Regions from separate parts of the Homo sapiens genome. Here region 1 is linked to region 2. Evidence: chromatin loops called from intact Hi-C (ENCODE). Cell type or tissue: IMR-90. All regions are shown on one strand. Each heading gives the region's core, and the rest is flanking DNA. Links, peaks and the distances in the headings are about the cores only. Region 1 overlaps UBR3 (ubiquitin protein ligase E3 component n-recognin 3). Region 2 overlaps MYO3B (myosin IIIB).

Region 1 (5,386 bases), core at 319-5,318, 290 kb after region 2:
AATAATGCAAATGAAATGCTACATGACAGAAAAAAATTATTTAAGTGACTCAAACCAACACGTAATTATTGACTAGTTTGAGACAAAAATGATATATATAAACTCATACATCATACTTTCAAACATGGGGCAGCAGCCATTAACCTTCAAGATGGGAGACAGGAGGCAACAGAAATATAAGAAATTACATATTTTAAAAAATGTACTTTACAGTTGAATTTAAAACAGATGCTTTATGAAATCATTTCTATCTTTGGAAATGGCCTAGCTCATAGTTCTAACAACACTGCCACTGTCAGACATATTTCACTGGGCACAATGGCTCACATCTATAATCCTAGCACTATGGGCGGCTGAGACAGGAAGATCACTTGAGACTAAGAGTTCAACACCAGCCTGCGCAATATAGCAAGAACCCACCTCTACAAAACACTTTTAAACAATTAGCCAGGCATGGTGGTGTGCACCTGTAGTCCTAGCTACTCAGGGGGGTAAGATGGGAAGATCACTTGAGTCCAGAAGTTGGAGGCTGCAGTGGGCTATGATCACGCCACTGCACTCCAGCCTGGGTGACAAAGTGAGACCTTGTCTCAAAAACAAACAAACAAAAAACAGACATATTTTCACTGAGCTTTTCTGAGCCACAATGTCTTCATATATAAAATATAACACTGAAATGAATGGATGGTTTTCCAACTGCTGGTTTGCTTTGTTGTTGTTGTATTGTTTTTGTTTTCTTTTTAAGAGTTGAATGCCCACTCAGGGGTATTTGGAAGGGAGTGAGGGAAGCAGGATGAGCCACTTTCACTCGCTTAAGCCTCTTCTTGCTGTTGCCCAACTCTGTCTTCCAGTGATGGCCCACAAGACGCTTTTATAAAACCTGGACTAGATCTTAAAGGCCTTTTCCAGCAATAAGAGCCTAAAATTCTAAGCATCTAAGCATCACATAAAGCAAACGGCTTACTTTCACTTAAACTCTCAGCACAAAAACTGAAAGAAATCTACTTTTCATTCGTTTAACAAATATTTACTGATTGCCTTTAAAGTGCCTGGCACAGAGCTAAATTGTGAGAACACAAAAGTTTAAATTTATCTGACCATTTTTCATTTTAGTTTGCAAGATGACCTCCAAAAGGCCTGCTTACAAATAAGAAAAGATCCCTCCCAGTATAATCAGTTAAGCCACTTTTTGTCCCTTAAAATTAAAAAGCAGATGAAAATGATCAATAGCAAACAAATCGGCCAGGCACGGTGGCTCATGTGTGTAATCCCAACACTTTGGGAGGCCGAGGCAGAGCATTCAATAAATATGTACTGTTAAATAAAATTTCCCATTTAAAATTGATTACATTATTTAATGATTCCTTCAAAGCTTTGAAAGTTTCAGCCCAATCTCAGTACAAATTTCTAGTAACTACAAAGTAAAAGAGAATAAAATTTACTTAATTCTTATACATTCAAAACAACTAACCATCATCACTACCCTGAAAAAAAGGCAGAGCCATTTAAGACTGGTGTTTATGAAGTCTCAATAAGGTTTTCCATGCAAATGCTTCTTCCCAATTTTCTTCATTTTTCAATTTTTCAACAGGAATTACTCAAATTTATTTATTCAACAAATATATTATGAATACCTACTAAGTGCCAGAATTGAGATAAGTATTAAAGATGTAGACGAGATACAGAGATAAAAATATATTCCCTCAAGGAGCTAAGAGTTAAGTAAAAGACTACAAGCAAGTACATTTTTACAAAACTATATGAAAAGCAGAAAAAGAGGGAGTTAAGAAACCAGAGAAAGAGAACCTCAGTCTAATTTCTCCAAGGGTTTAGAGAAACGGAGAGAGAGATGCCGATGGCTGAACTGGGTTGTTGTTGTTGTTGTTGTTGTTGTTATTGATTTAAAGATCGTTTTGGTTTTGTTTGGGGGAGGAAGTGAATTAAAATTCCACATTAAAAATTTTCTTCAGATATTTGTCTGTGATAGATATTTCTATTACTGCAAAGTCTTGGCAAAAGAGAAGTTTCACTTTGATAGTTATCTGGATAAGTACTAATACTTTCTCAAAATCAAGGACATTTGCATCATTTAAACTTGCTTTTTAAATGTTTAACTTTAGCTGTAGGAAAGCACAAGTAAAAGATGATATCTTGTGATATTTGGCAATATAATATTAACTATTAAGGTTTAAAAAGAGGTGAAATAATACATTTACAATGGTCTACAATTTACAATAACATACAAAATTGAATTCTGCATTTAAAAGATATCTTTCAAAATTTTTGTCTTCTGCAGTCATCAATACCGTAAACTATTTTGTTAAATATTTACAAGTAAAATTAATTTTGCTTTGGCTATTTTCCCAGTTGTCATGAACACAGAAATATGTTCACTTATTACAGACACCCGTCACCATCTCTGATGTCAGAGAATTCTATTCTCTTAACTTGTGCCTCCCCTACTGGTTCAAAAGTAGAACAACACAAAACCAAGCCTTTAATTCCACTGATGGAACAGCAACTAAATAAGTTTCTGTTTTTTAATTTAGTGATCATGTTCTAAATTTATCAGATTAACATCAAATTTTGGATAAAGATCTTAACATAAATCTCCACCAGATTATTTTTTAAACCTTAAATTATTATTTTCACCTTTAAAGAATGAAAGTATACTTTAATGAGAGCATATCATATCTGTGTTATCACTGAAATTTTTCCATATAAATATAAAATACTGTTATGATGCTAATCAATTTGATGGACTTACAATGCAGTATATCTGTCCATTGCAGACTGCACATCTCTACGGTAAACTGTTCGAAGAATGACCATGACGGGGTCAAACTCTTGATCCCAGACTTCAGCTATTATTCAAAAGAAAGTAGAAACATTGACTTCTCAGAAATAAAATCAATATTTATTGACTTATTACATTTGTTAAGTATATTTTACATTTAAAACACAGAACAATTTAATCTGATTATAGTATTTGCCTTAAGAAGCTTGATGCCATGATTACTTTTCTAAGTCAAAAATCACAATTTCATCATCAGGAATGTTCTCTTGAGTTCAGCAAGCACTAAAGAACAAAAGTTTTGTAATACAACAATGCCTCACCAGAAAAGTTTACTTCATTGTTGTTGTTGTTGTTTGTAAGGTGCCAATTAGAAAGAAACACAGCAGGTTAGGATCTCTGAGAGTATTTAAAGTTAAGCAGGGCATGATGCCTTACACCTCTAGTCCCAACTACTTGGGAGGCTTAGGCAGGAGGCTCACCTGAACCCAGGAGTTTGAGACCAGCCCAGGCAACAAAGACAGACCTCATTTCCCAAAAAAAGTATTAAACAAAAAAAGTACTTAAAAGTAAAAACATGAAAACTAGATTTAAAGATTAATGAGGCTGGACACGGTGGCTCATGCCTGTAATCCCAGCACTTTGGGCAGCTGAGGTGGGCAGATCACTTGAGGTCAGTAGTTTGAGACAAGCCTGGCCATCATGGTGAAACCCCGTCTCTACTAAAAATACAAAAATTAACCAGGCGTGGTGGCGCACACCTGTAATCCCAGCTACTCGGGTGGCTGAGGCAGGAGAAACACTTGAACCCAGGAGGCGAAGGTTGCAGTGAGCCAAGATCACGCCACTGCACACCAGCCTGGGCAACAGAGTGAGACTCAGTCTCCAAGAAAAAAAAAAAAAAATTAATGAGCTATTGATTTTGAAGAGACCCACTTTATAAGTCTTTTTTGTTTATAAAAGATTTTCTGCTCCTTTGCTAAAACTGATAATTTGTCTTCTTACCTTCTGCATAATTAGGAACCACTATCTTGTGTGTGGAATGTGTACAACTGATGGTTCACAAGATGATTTTAAGTATTAAGTATATAAAGCTTTTCATTTTAATAATTATGTAATTATTTTTAATGTGTATAATGTATATTAGAAAATTGTAACTTGCAAATAAAATTCATGACACCTCACTAATAATCACGCTTAGGAAGAGGCAAGGTTTTTTTTAAGTTAACTCATTTTAAAAAATAGTGAAATACTAAGTATATTTCAGTAGAGAGGCTATTTAGATGTGGCAAAAATCTAAAGGATAAACTGAGATAATAATTTTAGAAACCACCGCCTTAAGAGTATCTCCTTAATAGATTTTTTTCTCTCATTCTCTCTAGCAAAATTCTTAACATTTGAAAACATGGTAAGAAGCTTAAGCTTCTCCCTAACCATCCACTATAATTACAACCTTCTAGCACAAGACACTGTTAACCATTGTTAACCACTGTCCCTAGTTTCATGTAACAAGCTATTCATCTTAAAGTATCAGAAGTATGACTTAAAATTCTGAAGACAGTCCTTCACAAAGATCTTTATTAGTATTTCTAGAATCATTTATCGTCCTTTTTTTTTTTTTTTTTTTTTTTAAGACAGATTCTCGCTCTGTCACCCAGGCTGGAGTACAGTGGCGCGATCTCGGCTCACTGCAAGCTCCGCCTCCCAGGTTCACGCCATTCTCCTGCCTCAGCCTCCTGAGTTGCTGGGACTACAGGTGCCCGCCACCAAGCCCGGCTAATTTTTTGTATTTTTAGTAGAGACAGGGTTTCACCATGTTAGCCAGGATGGTCTCAATCTCCTGACCTCGTGATCCACCCACCTTGGCCTCCCAAAGTGCTGGGATTACAGGCGTGAGCCACTGCGCCCGGCCTTGATCGTCCTTCTCTTTAAAGTCTATTATTTTGCATAATTAACATGCCAAAGCTTTTATCAGAATTGCACAACCTTAGCAATGGAAGAAAACTTCAGTGATTAATTAGTCCAGTGGGCTTCAAACAGTGTTCCATGGAGCTGAATTACCACAGATGTATAACAGGGGCCACTTTAGGAGCAAGTAGATAGCAGGACAGAGAAGAAGCTAGGTTCACTACCCACACCCACTTTAACAGGAGTAAGCCAGCTTTTGTTGGTTTTATATTAATATGACAAATTCACTTAAGGCTTAGTCCCCGAAACCAGAGGCTTGTTTCAACCACTTTTAAAAGTTTAAAAACTTATTTTACAGATAAGAAGCCAAATCCAAAGATAAAAAAACTGGCTAGGCATGGCGGTTCACACCTGCAATCCCAGCACTTTAGGAGGCTGAGGCAGGAGGATTGCTTAAGCCCAACAGTCGAGACCAGCCTGGGCAACACAGCAAGGCCCTGTCTCTACAAAACACATGAAAATTAGCCAGCATGGTGGTGGGTGTCTATGGTCCCAGCTACTGGGGAAGCTGAGGTGGCAGGACCACTTGAGCCCAGTAGGTCAAGGGTGCAGTGAGCTATGATGGCGCCACTGCACTCCAGCCTGAGCGACAAAGTGAGGCTCTGTCTCCAAAAAAATAACAAA
Region 2 (5,386 bases), core at 210-5,209:
ATAGCATTATCGTATCATTTACTAGGAATGGCATAATTAACAAAGGCAAGAGTGGCTGCAAAAAGCTTGCGATATTTCTGCATTAGTGTAAGCTAGTTGTTATGGCAACCGTCCCTTGTCAACGACCCTTTGCCAGGCAGAGAGAGACCCATTTTTGGAGCCGTCACAGCACATCTGTTTCTCTGCTCAGCTGATTAGCTCTTGTTTGCAACAATGAGCAGATGGAAGTAAAGAGGGGGAGAATTTTCTGAAAAGAAGCAAATGTTTATTTTATCCACAAGTCTGTTTTCCAGTACAGAAACAGACCGTTAGCTGTTTTAGGAAGATGCTGCATATACTAGATCCTTAATGCATGGCGGAATTGCAAAGTGTAGTCAACCTATAAATTATAGGTGATAGGTCCTTCATGTGCATCTTTTAAAATGATGTCTCACACTCCAATTTCAGAGTATACTTCCACTATATCTCTGCGTGTCTTTGTTATATGAGCTGGTGTCTCAGTTAGCTGGTACACATTTTCCACAATGAATATCCCATATGAACACACTGTAAAGTGAGAGTACAAGTATCCTTTCCCTGCCTTGGTTTCTTCATCTGCAAAATGGGACTTGCATTCCCATGCTCTCTGAAAAGCCAAACAGCTTCAATATTTACTAGGTATGTGAATTTGGGCTCGATTCCTCCTATAGCTCTTTAAGCCTCACTTTCCTCAGTGATCAAATGGAGAAAATAACATCCACTATTGAGAGCTGTTGTGAAAATGAAATAAAATATTTTAAAAGCCCCTATCATAGTCCCTGGTATAGAGTCAGTCCTCAGTAAGTGAAAGTTTCCTTCCCACTATGCCTCTGCTTAGCAAGTGCAATGTTCAAAATATCTGACAATCAGGTGGCATGTGGCACTGGCCATCCCTGCTTGTCAAACAGACCTTTCCCCCCATAGTTACTGGATCATCAGGTCAGAAATGTCCCAGGGTAAAAGACAGGGCACCTCTGGTGGCTGAGGAGCACTCAAGGGGCTCTGGATGGCAGCCATTTACCATCCAGAATGAATAGTTTAATATCTTAACAACCAGCCTGGCCACACAGTGTACATCAGCTAAATATAAGCCATTATTTTCAAAGTCTACTGGTGTCCTCAATAAAAACGATAATGACAACATTGGTTCTTTCTCTTGGGTTTCAGTCACTTACAAACACTGAGTTTAATTCTTTGCTATATGTGATGGTAGAAAAAGTTTTTTAGGTATCAACTACCCCTAACCCCCTGCCATTACCATTAATCAACATAAACTAGGCTTGTATCCCTTTTGCTATAGGCCAGGATATTACCTGGCATGTGTTTGATATAAAAATTGGTTGAGCAATATTAACAGCGGACACGGGTTACATTGGAAATCCCTTAGTTGAATAAGTCACAAAATATGGATTCCAGTCACCATTACCCACCTACCCACTCTGTGTCTATGGACACTTGGCCTGACAAAGCCTTAGATTCTTTATCTACAACATCAATGTAATCATGCCCGAGTGGCACTCTCACAGGTAGATGACAGTGTTTTTAAAATACTATTTGTAAAAATTCTACGCAAATGTGGGATACTATTATTCATATTACTTACTATAAGAAATTGGCTGTCAGGAGATAGTGGAGGAGAAAAGAGATAATAAACATGGCTAATAGGAAGACTGTGTTGTTTTTGTGAGTTTTTTTAAGTGCATAAAATGCAGGCTAAAGTTTTAGGTCAGGAGACCAGAGAGGCTTAATCAGGTAAAGAGAAGGTTCAAGGAAGTGACTATGAGCTGGCCAAACATCTCAGGAGATAATAATAATTTTAAAAATGCTTTGCCTGAGAGTAGGTAGGAGAGAACAAAAGTCTGGGGGTGTTGGGCGCCCACACAGGAAGGCAATTTGGTATGCTTTGTACCTTCAGAAAGAACCACGTTTGCCTCAAACACCAAAGGCTGAGAGAGTGCAGACAGTCTATGTGTGTGGTGTGTGTGGAGTAGGGGAGGTGGTTGTGTATGTGTGTGTAAACAGGCAAAGCTGAGCCTCTCACTATGCTAGCATCTATAACCTGCAGCCCTGCAGGTTCTAAATAGTTGACTAATTACCTTGGAAACTTGAATGATTTAATACAAAGGAAGGGTGCTAAATATTAGTATTTGGGAGCTTGTTATTGGTTGAACTGTGTCCTCCAAAAAAAAGATACATTTAAGTCCTAGCCCCCAGAATCTCAGAACGTGAACTTATTTGGAAATAGGGTCACTGTATATACAATTAGTTGAATTCAGATGAGGTCATACTGGAGTAGGGTGGGCCTCTAATCCGACGGGACTGGTGTTCTTATAAGAAGTCATGGACATGTGAAGACACACAGAGAAAATACCACGGCACTACAAAGGCAGAGACTGGAGTTACGCAGCTTGCAAGCCAGGGAACACCAAAGATCACCAGCAAACCTCCAGTAGCTGGGAAGAGACAAAGCAAGATCCCTCCCCTAGAGGCTTCAGAGGAAGCCTGCTGGCATCTTGGTTTCAGATTTCTAGCCTCCAGAAGTGTGAGATAATATATTTCTGTTGTTTAAAGCTACCCAGTTTGTACTACTTGATTACAGCAGACCGGGAAAATAAATATAGGGTGGAAAAGTCTTCAACCCCAAGAGAGGAGGAAAACCCACTTTAACTTCTCGCTGTTTGGTTGCACCATGAGTGCCTTCACCTGTGGCTATTGGCATGTTGGAGCCACTACTGCCCCTCAGATATTCACAGGCACTGTTGTCATAACTGCCCTAAAGTCAGTCCCAGAACAATGAAGCCATGCAGCTTGCAGCAGTCATAGCCAGGGAGATTTAAAAATCGGAAGTTTTCATGACTCTATTATTATGAGCTGCTAAATCAACAAACTCCGGAACAAACTACCTCTGATCTTATTATACGAGAAACTTAATTATCTATTGTTCAAGTTATTTTGCTCATGATAATCTCCTAAATAGTCTCCATGTGAAATTTTTCTTTCTCTCTTAAGATAATCTTTCCTGTAGTCACAGTATGCTACTCACATACAGTGTGTTTAGTTTATAAAAAATTGTTCTGATCTTAAGCCAGGCATGTTGGGGCATGCCCTGTAGTCCCAGCTACTCGGGAGGCTGAAGCAGAAGGAATGCTTGAGCTTAGGAGTTGGAGACCAGCCTGGGCAACATGGTAAGACCCCATCTTTTAAAAAAAAATTCTACTGATCTTGACTTTTAGATTAACCCTTTTATTATGCCAAGCAATTTATTTCCCCAGTAGTATTGTTTCAAAGTTCTAATACACTAAGGGCATCCCACAGAACTCTTCTCCTACACTGCTGAGTTGATACTACTCTGCCAGTATCTTTCAACTTTAGTAGTGTCCAAATGAGGTAGTAAGAGAAAATGAGTAGGGAGTATTGACAATATGATAGTCATTTCATGCTGCAGCTTTGAGGTGCCCCAGTGAACTGTGTGTCTTGACTGCTCATCAACATTTGATTGTACTGTGGTCACATTCCATTAGCTACCCGGTTTGTAGAATAGCTACCTGAATTAAATATTACACTTACTCAAGCTTGTGGAATAAAAATGGAAATAAAAAAGGGAAAAAACAATTTGGTTCAATTCCTCAAAAATAAAATAGGATCAAGGATCTCTCAGCTGCATTTTAAAAATAAAGCACAAGTCATCTGCAATGCTCTTATTCCACTGGCATTGGTATTGCGTGCATTGTCGTATTTAATCTAAAGACCACTTATTCATACAAGCAGAAGTGAAAGCATATCAGGATCAATATACCACACAGGCCATCATATGAAGACAGTGTTAATTTGAACCATTACTGATTATACTTTCAAGGACTGTTCTTGACCCAAAGCATTGCTCAGATGGACAATATAAATGCTTGTTGAATTGAATTGAAAAATGGAAGGTTGTTCTTGTGGACATTCCTATGGAGGATTATGGCGCAAAAAGAGACTTTGTTGGAAAAAATGCTTCTCCATTTAGAAAATAAAAATGTGAGAATAGTGCAGGCCTGATTCCCAAGAGCTACAGCCTGGGTCCCAGAGCATACTGGACACAATCACACATCCTGAGAGAATCCTGCACTTGAACAGTCAGACATTCACTCCTGCAACGTGCTGTCAAGGTGTCCATACCTTAAACTGCTTACTTTTCAATTGATCCACTGCAACAGGCAGGATGCAGTGCTGGCTTTTCCCAGCTAACAGGGGAACCACTTCCAGGGAATCTGAGCAAAAAGCTCACCATAAACTGTCCCCTACAGAAACACTCCATTTTTTTTTTTTTTTTTTTTTTTTTTGAGACGGAATCTGGCTCTGTCGCCCAGGCTGGAGTGCAGTGGTGCAATCTTGGCTCACTGCAAGCTCTGCCTCCCGGGTTCACGCCACTCTCCTGCCTCAGCCTCCCGAGTAGCTGGGACTACAGGCCCCTGCCATCCTGCCAGGCTAATTTTTGTATTTTTAGTAGAGATGGGGTTTCACCGTGTTAGCCAGGATGGTCTCGATCTCCTGACCTTGTGATTCGCCTGCCTCCGCCTTCCAAAGTGCTGGGATTACAGGCGTGAGCCACCGCTCCCGGTCAACACTCCACATATTTTATTCAATCCAGTTAAAGTTGGAAAGTCAGAAACACCTCTTTTTTGATTGTTTTGTTTTGTTTTGTTTTGTTTTTGAGACGGAGTCTCACTCTGTCTCCCAGGCTGGAGTGCAGTGGCACAATCTCGGCTCACTGCAAGCTCCGCCTTCCGGGTTCACGCCATTCTTCTTGCTCAGCCTCCTGAGTAGCTGGGACTACAGGCACCCGCCACCATGCCCAGCTAATTTTTTGTATTTTTAGTAGAGACAGGGTTTCACTGTGTTAGCCAGGATGGTCTCGATCTCCTGACCTCGTGATCTGCCCACCTTGGCCTCCCAAAGTGCTGGGATTACAGGTATGAGCCACCACACCCGGCCACAAACACCTCTTAATAAATGTACAAAGCCATTTATACATAAATGTACAAAGCCAAGAAAATGCTTCTCTTAATTATATTTTGTGATTTTGAAAATACCAATTTGCTCTAGAGTAGAACAGGAATACCATCTTCCGTGTTATATCACCCCAAATATTAGTTGAGTGACCTTAGTTATGCTTTCCTTTCAGAACAGATCTAAATCTACAGACAAATTTGCTAATATCAATAGTTGTGAAGCCGTCCTCAAACTGTCCTGCAAGTGCATCTTATCCCTTTGGCTTTCTTACAGATGGATGCATTCATTCATTCAACAGATTTTTTTTTTTTTTGAGAGACAGAGTCTAACTCTGTCACCCAGGCTGAAGTGCAGTGGTGGCATCTCTGCTCACTGC

Evidence for each region. Hi-C counts contacts between places; a loop is a spot of excess contacts. Peaks named below come from ENCODE experiments on the same cell type or tissue, not always from the same donor. Only the 100,000 strongest peaks of a DNase experiment are listed, where the experiment ranks them.
Region 1: it touches region 2 in a loop (2.8-fold over the local background); 13 of 110 quality-filtered maps call a loop at or near these places.

What each region holds. Positions count from the first base shown.
Region 1 is chr2:169,930,390-169,935,775 of GRCh38, reverse strand. UBR3 (ubiquitin protein ligase E3 component n-recognin 3) reads right to left here. Exons shown (of 39, transcript NM_172070.4): 19 at 2,768-2,864. Among named protein-coding and RNA genes, the nearest start is that of UBR3, 110 kb to the right of the region's middle. In IMR-90, for the core only: a CTCF peak has its summit at 2,459; no DNase peak of the experiment used is centred there.
Region 2 is chr2:170,219,583-170,224,968 of GRCh38, reverse strand. All of the region lies in intron 6 of MYO3B (myosin IIIB), which reads right to left. Among named protein-coding and RNA genes, the nearest start is that of MYO3B, 44 kb to the right of the region's middle. RefSeq lists enhancers at 2,681-3,181, 2,777-3,976. In IMR-90, for the core only: no CTCF peak of the experiment used is centred there; a DNase peak (open chromatin) is centred at 3,118; H3K4me3 peaks cover 331 bases; H3K27ac peaks cover 2,048 bases.